2 separate regions of the Homo sapiens genome follow, and region 2 is linked to region 1. Evidence: read pairs that join two places in POLR2A ChIA-PET (ENCODE). Cell type or tissue: Panc1. All regions are shown on one strand.

Region 1 (4,000 bases):
AAATTATACCTCACTCGAGTGGAATAAAACAAATTTTAAAATATCTGCATAGAAACTTTAAAAGTATAGATTTGGCCAAGCATGGTGGCTCAGGCCTGTAATCCCAGCACTTTGGGAGGGCAAGGTGGGTGGATCACCTGAGGTCAGGAGTTCAAGACCAGACCAGCCTGGCCAACATGGAGAAACCCCACCTGTACTAAAAATACAAAATTAGCCAGGCGTGGTGGCGGGTGCCTGTAATCCCAGCTGTCTGGGAAGCTAAGACACAAGAAGCGCTTGAACTCGGGAAGCAGAGGTTGCAGTGAGCCAAGATCTTGCCACTGCACTCCAGCCTGGGCAACAGAGCAAGACCCTGTCTCAAAATTAACAAAAAACATAGACTTGTTCTAGAAAGCAGATAGAGATCTGCTAAGGCCTTGAAATCAATTAAGTGGATTTAGACCAGCATTTAAAAACAAAAGCAAAAACAGAAGAGATTAGAGGCTGGCACTGCCCACATTGTGAGTCTTGCACAAGTTATATAAAACTTTTTTTTTTTTGAGACAGAGTCTCACTCTGTCACCCAGGCTGGAGTGCAGTGGCATGATCTCAGCTCACTGCAACCTCCGCCTCCTGGGTTCAAGCAATTCTCCCACCTCACCCTCCCGAGTAGCTGGGATTACAGATGCGTGCCACCATGCCCGGCTAAATTTTTTTGTACTTTTAGTAGAGACGGGGTTTCACCATGTTGGCCAGGCAGGTCTTGAACCCCTGACCTCAAGTGATCCACCTGCCTTGGCCTCCCAAAGTCCTGGGATTACAGGCGTGAGCCACCGCAACTGGCCAAGTTTTGTAAACTTTAATTATGTAATAGATATACATATATGCATGTGTGCTAGGTTGTGATATAAGTACATGTCTTATTTTGAACTGTAGTCAAAAACATTGAAAAAACTAAAATGGTACTTGCCAGACTTTCAAACATAGATCTCTTACCTCTTTTGCAGCAATGTCTGAGATATGATTAGATCATCATGATTTTATCCGAGAAGACTGACAGTCAGAAGCTTGTGTTTGAAAGAGGATTAAACGTGGTAGAGTGAGTTCTAATAACAGAAATCACAGGGATGGGGAATAAAAAGAGTGTTGGGGTGAGAGCTGAATGCTCATCGTTCATAATGATGTCTATATTTGATCAATCCAGAATTAACATGACAAACCTGGAAAAATACTTCCAAATTGCATCACATGCAAAGGGCTAATTTTAATAGATTTCCCACAAATGAATAAGAAAAGGAACAATCTCATCAGGGGAAAAAATACACAGAGAATGTGAACAAATAGTTCATAGAAAAGGAAATAAGAATGGCTCTTAAGTCCGGGCGCCGTGGCTCACGCCTGTAACTCCAGCACTTTGGGAGGCTGAGGTGAGTGGATCACTTGAGGTCAGGAGTTCGAGACCAGCCTGGCCAACATAATGAAACCCTGTCTCCACTAAAAATACAAAAATTAGTCGGGCGTGGTGGTGGGGGTCTGTAATCCCAGCTACTCGGGAGGCTGAGACAGGAGAATCGCTTGAACTCAGGAGGCAGAGGTTGCAGTGAGCCGAGATCGCACCACTGCATTCCAGCCTGGGCAACAGAGCGAGACCGTCTTTTTTTTTTTTTTTTTTTCTGAGACGGAGTCTCGCTCTGTCACCCAAGCTGGAGTGCAGTGGTGCGATCTCAGCTCACTGCAAGCTCCACCTCCCGGGTTCACGCCATTCTCCTGCCTCAGCCTCCCGAGTAGCTGGGACTACAGGCGCCTGCCACCGCGCCTGGCTAATTTTTTGTATTTTTAGTAGAGACGGGGTTTCACCATGTTAGCCAGGATGGTCTCGATCTCCTGACCTCGTGATTCACCCGCCTCGGCCTCCCAAAGTGCTGGGATTACAGGTGTGAGCCACCATGCCCGGCTGCCACACACTTTTAAATGACCAGATCTCTTGAGAACTCACTCACTACCAAGGGGATGGTGCTCACCCATTCATGAAGGATCCACCCCATGATCCAATCACCTCCCACCAGGCTCCACCTCCAATGTTGGAAATTGCAATTCAACATGAGATTGGTGGTGATAGCACCTAGACTATATCGGCCACGGTACCTAGAGCATAACGTGCAGTGATGAAAAACAAATCCAACAGCTTGTCAAGGTCATCAGTGACTTCCATGGTGCCAAATCCAAAGTTCAATTCTTTTTTTTTTTTTTTTTTGAGATGAAGTCCCTCTCTGTCACCCTCTCTGTCCAGGCTGGAGTGCAGTGGTACAATCTCAGCTCACTGCAACCTTGGCCTCCTGGGTTCAAGCGATTCTGCTGCCTCAGTCTCCTCTGTAGCTGGGACTACAGGCATGTGCCACCACACCTGGCTAATTTTTGTATTTTTAGTAGAGATGGGGTTTCACCGTGTTGGCCAGGCTGGTCTCAAACTCCTGACCTCAAGTGATCCGCCCACCTCAGCCTCTCAAACTGCTGGGATTACAGGCATGAGCCACCGCACCCAGCCTCAATTCTTATTTTCTTTTCTTTCTTTTTTTTTTTTTGAGACAGTCTTACTCTTGTCACCCAGGCTGGAGTGCAGTGGCCAATCTCGGCTCACTGCAACTTCCACCTCCTGGGTTAAAAAGATTCTCCTGCCTCAGCCTCCCAGGTAGCTGGGATTACAGGCACCCGCCACCACTCCCGGCTGAGGGCCTCGTATTATAAGAATATTTGTGATTGCATTTGGAGCCTACATGGATTATCCAGGATCATCTTCCCATTTTAATATTCTTTTTTTTTTGAGATGGAGTTTCGCTCTTGTTGCCCAGGCTAGAGTGCAATGACACGATCTCAGCTCACTGCAACCTCTGCCTCCAGGGTTCAAGTGATTCTCCTGCCTCAGCCTCCTGAGTAGCTGGCATGTCCGCAATTTATTCCTTCTGATGGGTTCTTGGTCTTGCTGACTTCAAGAATGAAGCCATGGACCTTCCTTCGGGGTGAGTGTTACAGCTCTTTAAGACGGTGTGTCTGAAGTTTGTTCCTTCAGATGTTCACATGTGTCTGGAGTTCCTTCCGGTGGGCTCATGGTCTCACTGACTTCAGGAGTAAAACCGCAGGCCTTCACAGTGAGTGTTACAGCTCTTAAAGGTAGTGTGGACCCAAAGAATGAGCAGCAGCAAGATTTATTGTGAAGAGCCAGAGAACAAAGCCTCCACTGTGTGGAAAAGGACCAGAGCAGGTTGCCACTGCTGGCTCCAGTGGCCAGCTTTTATTCCCTTATTTGGCCCCGCCCACATCCTGCTGATTTGTCCATTTTACAGAGTGCTGATTGGTCCATTTTGCAGAGTGCTGATTGGTCCATTTTATAGAGTGCTGATTGGTGCGTTTACAATCCTTTAGCTAGACACAGAGTGCTGATTGGTGTGTTTTTACAGAGTGCTGATTGGTGCATTTACAATCCTTTAACTAGACACAGAGCGCTGATTGGTGCGTTTACAATCGTTTAGCTAGACAGAAAAGTACTCCAAGTCCCCACTCGACCCAGGAAGTCCAGCTGGCTTCACCTCTCACTGGGATTACAGGCATGTGCCACCACACCCAGCTAATTTTGTATTTTTAGTAGAGATGGAGTTTCTCCATGTTGGTCAGGCTGGTCTCAAACTCCCGACCTCAGGTGATCCACCCACCTCAGCCTCCCAAAGTACTGGGATTACAGACATGAGCCACCACCCCCAGCCTCTGTTTCTTTTTTTTGGGCACCAGTAATCCCAGCTACTTGGGAGGCTGAGGCAGGAGAATCACTTGAACCCAGGAGGCAGAGGTTACAGTGAGCCAAGATGGCACCACTGCACTCCAGCCTGGGCAACAGAGCGAGACTCTGTCTCAAAAAAAAAAAAAAAAAAAAAGAGAGAAAAAAACCTGAGGGTGCTGTTATAGAAGGTGCAAATGTGCAAATGGCCACTGTGAACAGCCAGTGGACCCTGCTGCACCTTTCCTCCCC
Region 2 (4,000 bases), 130 kb before region 1:
ACAGATCGCTCATGCTATTGTTTGTGGTACAGGAACCCCTTTAAGCCGTTTTCCATCCTGGGTGAGCCAGGTGTTCCTTGCCCTCATTCCAGTAAACCCACGACCTTCAGGGTGGGGGTCATGGCCATCATGAACATGTCACAGTGCTGCAGAGATTTTGTTTATGGCCAGTTTTGGGGCCAGTTTATGGCCAGATTCAGGGGCCTGTTCCCAACATGTCCCCTTTTTTGTTTTGCAAAGTGATAAAAGCAAAGGCAGCTTTGTCACGGTGAGCTACTTCTCACAGGAGTCAGGATCCGCATCTGCACACTATACAAAGACAAACAACACAGAGTAAAAGCACAATCATCATTGAAATCACAGAGCCTCCAAGTGTTTTTATCCATTTGAATGGGTTACTAGCTGCTAATCTGTCTGCAGCTCCTTCAAGCACTCCAGTTCCTGGCATTAAGTTCACGTGTGCCTGGGATACTTTAAATATTTGTTCTTTCAATTTTGCAATATCCAAATACAAGTTTGTAGAGTGGCCTTCTAGATGCTTTTTTATTCTTTCCCAAATTTTGATTTTATTAAGAGCTATTAACAGTTTCCACAAATGCTTATGTTTAGCTCCTAGAGCAGGCCATATCATTTGAGGCTGAGGTGCCACTATACTGCCATGGTTCCAGATAATAGGAACTCTTGCTGTATTTCTTACCATTTCTATCATCTGACCATTTTGTTCAGATGAGCTGATCACAGTGTGGCCATGGCATGCAGACTGAGAGGTGCAGTTCAAGCTAAACATCCCCATAGGTGACCAATTAATAATGATTCCATAGGAATTGTTGTGCAGCACCTCTGCCTGTTCTGCAAAGCAATCTTCCTAAACAAGTACGTTCATTTTTGCTAACTGGGTCCAATCCTGTTTACAAATATGTTTTTGAGGGCAGTATGCCTCAATTATAGGAGCAGATTTATTATGAGATCAGAAAGCTTGTATAACTGTGTCATAGAGTGATTACATCCAGGCATTATTGCCAGCCAAGATTGATAAATATGCCCAATAAGTATAATTGTCCTCTGTGTCAGCCCTTATTGAAGGAATACTCATGGCAGTGGTGATCATCGCTATCATAGCTACCATTAAATTACTCATTGCGACTGGTTGTCCCACTTTCCTCAGGTTTTCTTCCACCATCTGTGACAGCTTCTTGATCTGTCTCCAGGTGGGTGGCTGTGTTTGACAGGTGTTGCTCGTGACAGTTGGGGTCTTCCTCAGCGTCAGTCTCGACATGGCTGCAACCGGGGGTGGGGGGGGTCCTCAGTTTCCTCCCGGAATCTCTTCCTCAGCATCTGGCTCATGATAAGGTTTCAGGTGTCTTGATGGTATCCAAATCGGCTGTTGAGTCAGTCCTGGAGAAACACAAGCATAACCTCTACCCCAAGTTATTATTTTACCTATTTCCTAACTTTTTGTTATTGGATCTCTCCACCAAACTAGTTGTTCTGCTTCTGTCTTTGCAGCTGGTTTCTGTAGATGCTGTTCAGCTACTGATAGGATCTGGCCTTTAGGCAGGCTCAAAAAATTTAAAGTTAACAATGCTAGATTCAGTTGCATATGGGGTGTCCCGTAGTCCTTGTTTTCCCCCCTTTTTTTTGCTTTTGCAACTGCTGTTTCAGGGAGAGATTCATTCTTTCCACTATGGCTTGTCCTTGAGAATTATATGGGATACCAGTAATGTGTTTAATATTCCGTATAGAGAAAAATGTAGCTAGAGCTCGGCTAGTGTAGCCTGGGGCTTTATCTGTTTTAATAGAAGCTGGAATGCCCATCACTGCAAAACACTGCAAAAGGTGACGCCTGGAAGAGGTGTATGAGCCCTAATGTGAGTGATGTAAAAAGGGTGCATTCTACTCCTAACTGCTGTTTGCAGTTGGGTAAATAAAATCATCAGTTGTTCATCTGCAGGAAATTGTAACTGAGCATTTTCAGTTAATTGTGTGGAATGAATCACGTATGAAGAGTCAGAAATCACATTAATAGGCATATGAAAAGCAGTCACTACCTCAATTACAGCTACAGGCTCCACTTTTTGAGCTGAAGTATAGGGCATCTGAAAAACTTTACTTTTTGAGCCAGAATAAGAAGCTTTACCATTACTAGACCCATCTGTAAAAACATTTTCAGCACCTTCAATTGGTTTAAATTTAGTTATTTTAGGGAGAATCCAATTAGTTAATTTCAAAAATTAAAACAGTTTTGTTTAGGAAAATGGTTATCGAGAATACCCACAAAGTCAGCTTAATTGGTTTGCCAAGTAAGACTATTTATAAAAGCTTGCTGTATTTGTGCCTTTGTGAGAGGGATAATAATTTTTCCAGGATCATATCCATGTAATTTAACAATCCGAGTTCTCCCATTTCCTATCATAGTAGCAATTTGATCCAAATAAGGAGTTAGAGTCCGTGAATTAGTATGTGGAAGAAAAAGCCACTCTACAAGATCTCACTCTTGAACAATAACACCAGTAGGTGAATGCTGAGTTGGAAAAATTAGCAAATCTAGAGTCTTCTCTGGATCTAATCTATTTATTTGAGCTTTATGGACTTGCTTTTCGATTAGCCGCAGCTCTGCCTCAGCTTCTCTTGTTAATTACCGAGGGCTTGTGAGACCAGGATCTCCTCTAAGGATAGAAAATAGATTACTCATGGCATAGGTAGGAATGCCTAGAGCAGGTCGTATCCAATTAATGTCCCCTAGTAATTTTTGAAAGTCCTTTAATGTTTTCAATTGATTCCTATGTATGGTTGCTTTCTGTGGCACAATGGTAGTGTCATTTACTAAGGTCCCCAAGTAGGAGTAAGGAGTAGTAGTCTGAATTTTGTCAGGAGCTATAATTAAACCAGCGCAAGAAATCGAATTTTGTAAGTGATCATAACATTGGAGTAATACTTCTCGAGTGGGGGCAGCACAAAGTATATCATCCATATAATGAATAATGTAACACTGTGAAAACTTTTAACGAGTAGGTTCAATTGCTTGCCCTACATAAGTCTGGCAAATTGTTGGGCTGTTTAACATGCCTTGTGGCAATACTTTCCAGTGAAAACGCTTAGCAGGCTGCAGGTTGTTTACTGCAGGAATTGTAAATGCAAACTGTTCACAGTCTTGCTCAGCTAAGGGGATAGTAAAGAAACAGTCTTTTAAATCTATGACTATTAAAGGCCAATTTTTTGGAATCATAGCAGGAGAAGGCAATCCTGGCTGTAATGTACCCATGGGTTGTATAACTGAATTAATGGCTCTTAAGTCAGTTAACATTCTCCGTTTATCTGATTCTTTTCTTAATTACGAAAACTGGAGAATTCCAAGGGGAAAATGTTGGAGCTATGTGTCCGTTTTCTAATTATTCAGTAACTAATTCCTCTAAAGCCTTCAGTTTCTCTTTACTTAGCGGCCATTGTTCTATCCAAATTGGCTTATCTGTTAACCATTTTAAAGGTATAGGTTCTGGAGGCTTAACAATGGCCGCCATCAAAAATAATATCCTAAACCTTGGCGGAAACTTGTATTTCTGCTTGAAGCGGTTCCTTCAAACCTTGTAAATTTTTTCCTAGTCCCATACTAGGGACATACCCCATTTCATGCATCATATGTTGACTTTGAGGGCTATATAATTGTTCTGGAATTAGAACTTGTGCTCCGCATTGTTGTAATAAATATCTTCCCCATAAATTTATAGGTACAGAAGTTTTGGTTGAATAGTCCCAGGTTGTCCATCAGGCCCTTCACAATGCAAAATATAACTACTTTGATATACTTCAGGGGCTTTACCAACTCCAACTATGTTAAACTGAGCAGGTTGAATTGGCCATGTGGACGGCCATTGCTATAGAGAAATGAAATGTCCGCTCCTGTATCTACCAAACCTTTATATTTCTTTCCCTGAATAGTTATTTCACAGGTAGGACGTTTATCAGTAATTTGATTCACCCAATAAGCTGTTTTGCCTTGTTT

What was found. ChIA-PET counts read pairs that join two places held together with the same protein. Peaks named below come from ENCODE experiments on the same cell type or tissue, not always from the same donor. Only the 100,000 strongest peaks of a DNase experiment are listed, where the experiment ranks them.
Region 2: POLR2A ChIA-PET joins it to region 1 with 6 read pairs; 4 of 35 experiments call an interaction of 5 or more read pairs at or near these places.

What each region holds. Positions count from the first base shown.
Region 1 is chr19:39,065,113-39,069,112 of GRCh38, forward strand. No RefSeq gene overlaps it. Among named protein-coding and RNA genes, the nearest start is that of ACP7, 17 kb to the right of the region's middle. In Panc1, no CTCF peak of the experiment used is centred here; no DNase peak of the experiment used is centred here; H3K27ac peaks cover 679 bases.
Region 2 is chr19:38,935,458-38,939,457 of GRCh38, forward strand. LOC124904713 (a long non-coding RNA gene) reads right to left here. Exons shown (of 2, transcript XR_007067253.1): 2 at 1-1,395. Among named protein-coding and RNA genes, the nearest start is that of MRPS12, 6.5 kb to the left of the region's middle. In Panc1, no CTCF peak of the experiment used is centred here; no DNase peak of the experiment used is centred here.